2 separate regions of the Homo sapiens genome follow, and region 2 is linked to region 1. Evidence: read pairs that join two places in POLR2A ChIA-PET (ENCODE). Cell type or tissue: B cell. All regions are shown on one strand. Links, peaks and the distances in the headings refer to the core of each region. The heading gives the core; the rest is flanking DNA.

Evidence for each region. Peaks named below come from ENCODE experiments on the same cell type or tissue, not always from the same donor. Only the 100,000 strongest peaks of a DNase experiment are listed, where the experiment ranks them.
Region 2: POLR2A ChIA-PET joins it to region 1 with 8 read pairs; 2 of 35 experiments call an interaction of 5 or more read pairs at or near these places.

What each region holds. Positions count from the first base shown.
Region 1 is chr14:74,680,937-74,687,996 of GRCh38, forward strand. AREL1 (apoptosis resistant E3 ubiquitin protein ligase 1) reads right to left here. Exons shown (of 20, transcript NM_001039479.2): 3 at 4,664-4,724; 4 at 3,518-3,744; 5 at 2,360-2,597. The coding sequence starts at 4,679. Among named protein-coding and RNA genes, the nearest start is that of AREL1, 29 kb to the right of the region's middle. In B cell, for the core only: no CTCF peak of the experiment used is centred there; a DNase peak (open chromatin) is centred at 3,695; H3K27ac peaks cover 506 bases.
Region 2 is chr14:74,481,581-74,484,232 of GRCh38, forward strand. The region is part of intron 3 of NPC2 (NPC intracellular cholesterol transporter 2); the gene reads right to left. It also overlaps the pseudogene RAP1AP. Among named protein-coding and RNA genes, the nearest start is that of MIR4709, 2.7 kb to the left of the region's middle. In B cell, for the core only: no CTCF peak of the experiment used is centred there; no DNase peak of the experiment used is centred there.

The DNA of each region.
Region 1 (7,060 bases), core at 2,458-4,957:
CCTTGGGAGGCCAAGGCAGGAGGATTGCTTGAGGCCAGGAGTTAGAAACCAGCTTGGTTAACATAATGAGACTGTCTCTACAAAACAAAAAATCAAAAAATTAACCGAGCGTGGTGGTGCACACTTGTAGTCCCAGCTACTTGGGAGGCTGAGGTGGAAGGATTGCTTGGGCCCAACAGGTCAAGGCTACAGTGAGCCATGATCCTGCCACTGCATTCCAGCCTAGGTGACAGAGCAAGGCCCTGTCTCAAAAACAACAAAACATTCCTATACCACGTTTGGAGAGAAAAAAACCACAAAACCACACATCTGGTCCCAAGCATTTTGGATGAAGAATACTCAACCTGTACTACTCAGCAGTAAAAAGGAACCAACTACTGATACACTCAGTAACCTGGATGAATCTCCAGAAAATTATGCTGAGTGAGGAAAAGTCAACCCCAACAGGTTATATACTATATGATTCTAGTTATATAATATTCTTCAAATGACAAAATTATAGAAATGGGGAATAGATTCGTGGGTTGCCAGGGGTTAAGAACAGGTTGGGGATGGGGGGCAGGTACGGTGGCTCATGCCTGTAATCCCAGCACTTTGGGAGGCTGAGGCGAGCGGATCATGAGGTCAGGAGATCGAGACCATCCTGGCCAACATGGTGAAATCTTGTCTCTACTAAAAATACAAAAATTAGCTGGGCGTGGTGGCACGTGCCTGTAATCCCAGCTACTCAGCGTGAGGCAGGAGAATCCACTGAACCAGGGAGTTGGAGGTTGCAGTGAGCCAAGATGGCACCACTACACTCCAGCCTGGCGACAGGGCGAGACGCCATCAAAAAAAAAAAGAAAAAAAAAAAAAGAAAGAAACAGGTTGGGGGGGATAGGTGTGGCTGTAAAAGGGCAACATAAGGGATCCTTGTGATGATGGAAATGTTCTGTACCTTGACTGTATCAATGTCAATAACCTGGCTGTTATACTGTACTAGTAGTTTTGGAAAATGTTACCATTGCAGGAAACTGGGAAAAGGGTACACCAGATCTCTGCATTATTTCTTACAAATGCATATGAATATACAATTATCAAAAAATAAAAAGTTTAATTTTTTTAAAAAGGCTGGTACATGTAAGGGTATGAGCTGTTCTCCACTGGTGGCAAAGAGGTGGGTGATGATAATTCATATGAAAAGGAGTATCTGAGTGAGGCACTTAAGCAAAGGAGAGGATACATGGAAAGAGAGACGGCTTGAGAGCCACTTTGTCCAGAGCCTTACTCTGCTATCAGAGAAAGAAAATTAAGGACTAGTCAAGCAAAGATACACAAATCTTAAGGCCCCACTCAGTACGGTTTCACTTCAAAAGTTACCCAGGGACCCCAGGTCCTATTATTTCTGTGGATACCACAGCCCTTAGCCCTTAAGAACTAACCAAACTAATGACTCAGCAATTTTACTCCCAGAGTAATAAAAACATGTCAACACAAAAACTTGTACACAAATGTTCACAGTAGTGTTGCTTACAGTACCCAAAAGTAGAAACAATTCGACCACCAACTGATGAAAGGATAAATAAAATACGGCATGTACATAAAATAGAATATTATTTGTCAATAAAAAGAAATGAAGTACAGATTCACGCTACAGCATGACTGAATCTGGTTTAGATATTTGTACCCTCCAAATCGCATGTTGAAATGTGATTCCCAGTGTTGGAGGTGGGGCCTGGTGGGAGGTGATGGGGTCATAGGGGAGGATCCCTCATGAATGGCTTGGTCCCCTCCTCATGGTAATGAATAAGCTCTTGTTCTGAGTTCATGCAAGATCTGTTTGTTTAGAAAAGCCCAGCACCTCCTCCCTCTCTCTCTCTCTTGCTCCCTCTCTCACCATTAGGCACTCCTGCTCCCGCTTCGCCTTCCACCATGAGTGGAAGCTTCGCGAGGCCTCACCAGAAGCAGATGCTGGTGCTATGCTTTTTGTACAACTTGCAGAACCATGAGCCAAATAAACCTCTTTTCTTTATAAATTACCCAGTCTCAGGTATTTCTTTACAGCAAGACAAAAGCAGCCAAACACAGCAGGCAAATCCACAGAGGCAGCAGATGAGTGGCTGCCTAGGTCTGGGGGATTTGGGGGAAAAGTGACTACTAACATGTATGGGGTTTCTTTTTGAGGTGATGAAAATGCTCTAAAATCGACTGTGATGATGGCTGCATTTAAAGAACCATTAAACTGTATACTTTAAAAGGATGAATTTTATGGCATGGGAATTAAATCTCAATAAAGGTATTATTTTTAAAAAGGAAAGACAGGATGGAAAGAGAGAGAGGGAAGGAGACAAAGGGAAAAAGAAAGGAAAAAAGAACCTACCAGGTTGAAAAATTTTGTAGTAGGGACTATATGCCACATTTAATCCACCAAGCTTCACTGTGATTTCATAACGCCCAGCCTTGCGCACAGTGAAGGCCACTTTTACTACGTTGGAATTGGGCTCCTGAAGGACTTCCTGGGTCACTGGAATTTCCACTGCTAGCTCGACATGAGAGATGTGAACTCTTAGTCCCACAGGCCGATGTGCAGGGAAAGGCTGCCCGTTCTTATAGAATAACTGCCATGGGGAGAAGAAGGACACCTGTTAGCAAGCAGAGGAAAAAAACATTTCCTGTGTAGAGTGAGTGGGGAGAGAGGAAGTAGCTGGCAGAGACCACACCAGTAAATCCCAGTACCTACCCTGTTCCTCACAGTCCTGCTCACAAAAACACAGAGAGAAACAAATCCCCTCAATACTCTAAAGAAAACCATTAAGTCATGAGCAAATTCTTAACTTGTTCAGAGGACAAGGGTAGAATTTACCACTAAATCAAGAAAATGTCCATTTTAACTTGCCACTTCTGAACCACCAATGCTGCCTCCTTGGTCTTACCAGCCCTTTATATTATCAATGCTAACCCAAATTTAAAGGTAAGTTAGCCGGCAGCACTGGCAATGAGTGAACTAAAGCGTTACCAGACAAAGGTAGGAGGGGTTCAGACTCTCAAGCCAAGCTTAATGCTACAGTGGAGAAGTCAATGCAGGAGTTGGGAAATTTTTTCTGTAAAGTGCCAGAGAGTAAATATTTTGGCTTTGTGGACCGTACACAACTACTCAACTGTCATAACTACTCAGGTGTGAAAACAGCCATAGTCAATACATGATGAATGGGTGTGGCTGTGTTCCAAGACAAATGTATTTAAAGAAACAGAAGGTGGGCCTGATTTGCTAACCCCTATCTATAATACTTACTCTTTTCTGTAATATTTTTCTTATTTTGAAAAGGTAACATTAAGCTTTATACTTCTTCAAAGCTAAGGACCTATTAAATCAAAATGACAGAGAAATTTGTGACTCTTCAGATAGTAGCAATTCACTAGTTCCTGGAGGGAGTTGAAAAACAAGAGAAAATGTTAACATTCCAGGCCAGCACCTGGGCTCTGGAAAGCAAGTTACTCAGAAACCCCAATGGGTATGGAGACAGAAACATTCCCTTACATGCACTCGGAAGGCCATGCTGTGGCCCACCTCATAGGGGTCCTTCCAATCCCAGGAGACTTTGCAAGACCGGGGATCCAGGTAATTTCCCCGCACGTAGTCATAAATAGTCCGGTCCCCTCGGCGCTCGCGGTCCTCATTCTGGAGGAAGCTGACTACACGTGCGGCAAGCTCAAAGAGGAACTTAATTGTGAAGAAGAATGCAACCACAGACACTGTGATTCCACCTATGCAAAAGAGAGAACACACAAACCGCCTGCCAGTTACACATTACAGCTTTTCATTATGCAACAGGCCAGCCATTTCTCAAAAATTAAAGGAGGTCAGGATGAGACTGTAAGACTGCCAAAGAAACACTGCACTGGGCACTACCTCTGTAGATAAGAAAGGAACTTCTACACCAGGGGTCAGTAACTACAGTCCTCAGGCCAAAGCCCACCCACTGCCTATTTTGGTAAATAAAGTTCCATTGGGATACAGCCACACCCATCATTTATAAATTGTCTATGGCTACTTTTGCACTACACTGGCAGAGTTGAGTCATTGAAATGAGCCTTCGGAACCAAAAATATTTACTCTCTGGCCTTTTATAGAAAAAGTTTGCAAACTCTTGCTCTATATGAGCTGCATATAATGTCCGCCCTGCTCCCTACCTTCCTGCACTTGCTGGGCACCCCACAGAAGCAGTCAAAAGGATGTGCCTTTGGTTCCCACCATTTCCTTCTTAAAGAATGCATTATTTGGGAGCCCTCCCCTCCCTTGTGTACTTGGCAAAAGTCTTCTCCAATCCCCACCAGAGTTAGCAGTTCCCTTTTCTGGGCTCCTTCAAACTCCTACACATTCATCTGGTATAACTTTTCTCCTCCTTGACCGTTCCCCTTTATGTTATGAATGCCTACTCCTTGAAGGCAGATTTTTGTCTTATTCAACTTTAGACTCCACAGTAAACAGTGTCTGGCATTGACTATAATTGCTCAATAAACCCAAATGAATGAATTCCAATGCCAACTCTGTGAAGGTACATTCTGGCACGACTAGAAATATTTTCAGCTCCATTTTCAAAGGGAAAAGAATAGGCAGAAAGGCAAAAAGGACCCAAGCAACCTTTACAAAAATATAATAGAGAGAGCTCTTTCCATAACGTACCAATAACGTAAAACATCAGGTCCCGTCAATGCCAACAGACAGCCGAGGATCACAGCTGCAGCTGTTAAAAGAAAACTTGTTTAGTTTTTGTCTCCAACTCTGCCTCATAGCTATCTCAGAGTAAGACAAAGAAGAGTGTATGGCGTGAGCCAAACAACTCTCTCTAGTCCAGAGCCTTACTATTCCTATCCTCTTTCTAGCTTGACAGGTGCCGTATAATATATTTCAGAGAAACAAAGAGACTGCATCATTCCCCTTAAAGACTTCCAATCTACTGACCACTCTAGGAATACCACAAACAGCCACTTGCTTTATTGCTAATTTCAAAATGCAGTAACATGGCTTTCATCTTCTTAGATCCATAGTTCCCAAGACAGTTTCCCTCCCTCATGCAAAGTGGTGCTAATTAACACATGCAAAGAGGGTAATGGAGTCACTTTCCCCTTATGTTTGCCTTTTGGGAGTAATTCAGCTAAGTAGAAATAGCTATATAAAATGTAGATTTTTTTTTTTTAAAGCAAGTATCATTATCATCATGTTGGCATTATGTAATTAAAATGAACTCTGGGTCATCCCAATAATAAGCAGTGGGTCTGAAAGTGAAGTCATTTATGCTGTTACCAATCAGACAAACTAATGGGCCCTCTGGAAGATGAGCTCAGCAGAAAGACCAAGGAGAGGAACAAAAGGAGACTGTACTTCTCATCCTCAGTCATGCCTGTCAAGGTAGGAGTCTGAGGGAAGACTTTCACTGTTGTTAAACTTGTTTCCAGAATAAGACTTCAATCTTAATTACTCATTTGATCATGTGAACCAATAAAAGTACTGCCAAGGAAAAATGCAATGTATGCTAACGTTCATATCTTATCACTGAGTCTGACCTTAGCACAGGCTGTATATGCTATTTTACAATGCATGAATGCACTCTTTCTTTTCAAGTCAGCGTACACTAAGGCTGTCAATGTTATCTTGACCCAACACCTTTTATCAGCACTAGAATATTACGTAGAGACAAGACAGCTAAAAATTTCTAGGCTCAGATCTGGGAGGGACCAAAACAACTTTTTTTCAGGGTGTGTTTTTACATCTGATTGTGCTTGCTTAGTTCCTCTGATAACAATATACCCAGTGGAACCCACAGAGAGTAGGTAATTTGAGGAATGACCGTCAAAAGTTTCATACAAATCCTACTTAGAGTGATTATCTAAAGTCCTACTAGAAAAGAAATCCACACTGGGAACATTAGAATTGTCACGTGGATGAAGGTGCTCCCAAAAGGGTCTATTACAGACAATATAAAGAGCCAAAATTTGGGATCACAACTACTGAACCTCCTTCCCAAACAAGTATCTCATCTCTTGGGACCCTATGCTGAATTAGCTGGGGACCCAACAGCTATCATCTCAAAAATCTGCTACGATCTCTCAAAAAGCATCTGTCTGCATCTTACAGGATGCACTAGATGACTTGGTGGGACCAAAACTGGCAGTTTAACTGCCTTAGGTACTTCCTCAGCGGGATGCCATTCGATCTGACCCTAGATGTGAAATTTCTGGTCCTCAGGGAAGTTACAGCACTCAGCAAAGAAATGAAGTATATGTGGCTGGTGTTACAGATTTGTGGTCTTCTTAGAGGAATAAAAGCAGTGCCAAATGTATGGCTTGAGTCATGAGGGCTAGAAAAATTCCCACCTACTATCTCTGACAACTACAACAACCCTTCTGTGAGAGACAGCTGACATGCAGTAATTGAAAAGCCTGGAGAACAATCCCAGGACTGCAAACTGTGTGACCTATCTAGGCTTCAGAATCTCATTGCTGTAAAAAGAGTTGCAATTTAATAATTTCTATGGTATCATCTCCTTTAGTATGATATGACTTCAATGCAACTCCCCATGGCCATCAAAGCTCTAGCCAAACAGCATAACAAATAGCATAAGATAGAGGATAAGGGGGCAGACTCTAGAGTTAGATTACCTGGCTTCAAATCCATGCCCCATCATTCATAATGTGACCCTGGACAAGTCATTTAATCTTTGTAAAGGAGTGCCAGTTTCCTTATATGTACCTCACGGGGTGCTGTGAGGATTAAATGAGTTAACACATGTAAGCAGCCTACAGTAGTGCCTGGCACACAGTGAGTTCTCAAAGTTTTAATGATTATTACAATTATTATCAATAGTAGCGCCAGTATCACTACTCCTTTACTTCAAAGCTGATAGGAAACTCCTCTCTACTGGCCCACACTTTCTTCAAAGAGAAATGCATCTGAATTTCAAAAGGCATGGCTTCTATTACTGTCCCTGAACAGTCTGCATGGGAGTTCTTTATACTATTCTAATTTTATGCCTAAAAAATTTTACAATAAAGGGTTAAAAACTCATCCTAAAATAATTCG
Region 2 (2,652 bases), core at 153-2,652, 200 kb before region 1:
AAAAAATTTAGATTCTTAGGTATAAGGAAACGTTCTTGTTAGCTAGAAATGGAAATGTCAAAGCACAAAAGATGGCCTAGAGAAGTCTGTAGCTGTATGAATAATTTCAAGGATGACAACCTTTTGTAGCAATATACTTTCAGTTAACGCCCTTAAACTGCTTTCTAATAATGTACTTCATCAGAAATCCCTGCCTTGACTTGTTACACTCATATCACGTGAGTGGTCCCTTCCAATTCTTGATAACTCACTGACACTCTGCAGGTCCTTTCTTATGTGGACATTAGCTTACTTGTCACTAGTTACTACCTCTCTTTTGTACTCTAATGTTTCTTCACAATGGAACATGTGAGTGGCACTGATATTCAGGTTCTTGAAACTTGCCTTGTGAGTTTTTCCAGACTAGTATACATTAACTACTGCTTCATTTAGTGCTTAAGCAGTTTGAGCTATTTTTCAAATTAAATGTAACTCATTTAACAGACAATAACTACCATACATTAAGTACCTACTACGTATCAGGCTCTGACTAGTCACTGCATACGTAACTGAGGTTCAGACATGCCCATGGTTATGTGGATATTCATCTACTAATCTGTCCCTGACCTCTAAGGTCTCCAACAGCCCTTAAGCACAGACATCCTATATTTGAGTCTCTTTAGAATGTTCTTTAATTACTTACCTTTCCTAGAAAATAAATGGCCAGATATTGCTCCTGAGTTCTACTTGATTTCAAGAAATGCGGCTCTTTTTCTTCATGGAAAAAGGCCATCCCTCTATTTCCTCCATTCTTATCAAGATACATATCTTTAATACAGGTCCACTGCAGCAGGATCTACCTTATGAGTGCTTGGTAGAAAAAGAGGTAGGTGCAGCAGGGATGGGTCAGAGGTGAAGGTGGGGATTGGAGGGCAGAAAGAAGGCTGGAAAAAGCTACCTCTCTGCCATGGAGCTAACAAACTACTGCTCTCTTGTTTTGTTAAGAGATTAATGGAGAAACCAGGATTTTCTGATGACAATGTTAAGACAACTTGGATCTTTAATTATTTGGTACCTGGCTAAAATCTTTTAACATTGCACAGGCTTTGGAGTTATAAGACCCAGCTCAAAACCTGGGCTCCACTGCTTCTTAGTGGAGTGGACTCTGTTCATATTGCATAACTTCAGAGGCTCAAATTTCTTCAGCTGTAAAATAGAGATAATATCACCTCTACATAGGATGGTCATGAGATCCAAGTGAAATATTGTATATAAAAATGGCATCAGCCGTTGCTGTGCAGAGCCGAAGCAGGAGCCGCAGCTGGGAGGAGGGAGGAGGGAGGAGGGAGGAGGGAGGAGGAGGTGGAGGAGGTGCCAGACTGGGGGAATCATCAGTATTTAAACAGACCACATCACGGGTGAGCTAGTGGTCCTTGGTTCAGGAGGTGTTGGGCAGTCTGCTCTGATGGTTCAGTTTGTTCAGGGAATTTTTGTTGAAAAATATGACCCAACGATAGAAGATTCCTACAGAAAGCAAGTTGAAGTCAACTGCCAACAGTGTATGCTTAAAATCCTAGATACTGCAGGCACAGGGCAATTTACAGCAATGAGGGATTTGTATATGAAGAATGGCCAAGGTTTTGCACTAGTATATTCAGTCCACGTTTGACTTACAGGACCTGAGGGAACAGATTTTACTGGTTAAGGACACAGAAGATGTTCCAATGATTTTGGTTGGCAATAAATGTGACCTGGAAGATGAGTGAGTAGTTGGCAAAGAACAGGGCCAGAATTTAGCATGACAGTGATGGAACTGTGCCATTTTAGAATAATCTGCAAAGTCAAAGGTCAATGTTAATGAAATATTTTATGACCTGGTCAGACAGATAAATAGAAAAACACCAGTGGAAAAGAAACAGCCTAAAAAGAAATCATGTCTGCTGCTCTAGGCCCATAGTCAGCAGCAGCTCTGAGCTAGGTTACAGGAATGAAGAACTATTGCCTAATTGGAAAGTGCCAGCATTCCAGACTTCAAAAAATAAATTTGAAGAGGCTTCTCCTGTTTTATACATTATGTGAAGAATTTAGATCTTATATTGGTTTGTATAAGTTCCCTGGAGAAAAAAAACTGCTCTGTGTATATCTCTTGGAAAATAAGACATAACAGATGTGAAAATATACTTGACTCTAATATGATTATACAAAAGAGCATGGATGCATTTCAAATGTTAGATATTGCTACTATAATCAAATGATTTCATATTGACCTTTTTATCATGATTCCTCCCTATCAAGCACTAAAAAGTTGAACCATCATACTTTATATCTGTAATGATATTGATATTGCAGTAGATAACTTTTTTGAATCAATTACCTCATTTTATATTTTAAAAATTATGGAATATCCTCTGTCATTATATTCTAATTGAAATTGTGCATAATGCTTTGGAAAAATGGGTCTTTTATAGGAAAAAAACTGGGGTAACTGATTTCTACGACTTTCAAAGCTAAAATATACAATATACTAAACCAACTCTAATATTGCTTCTTGTGTTTTACTGTCAGATTAAATTACAGTTCTTATGTATGATTAAATTTTAGTATATTAAAAAACAAATGGCATCATTAGGCCCAGGCTAACCATCAGGTCATAGTGAAAGAATGAAGAGACAC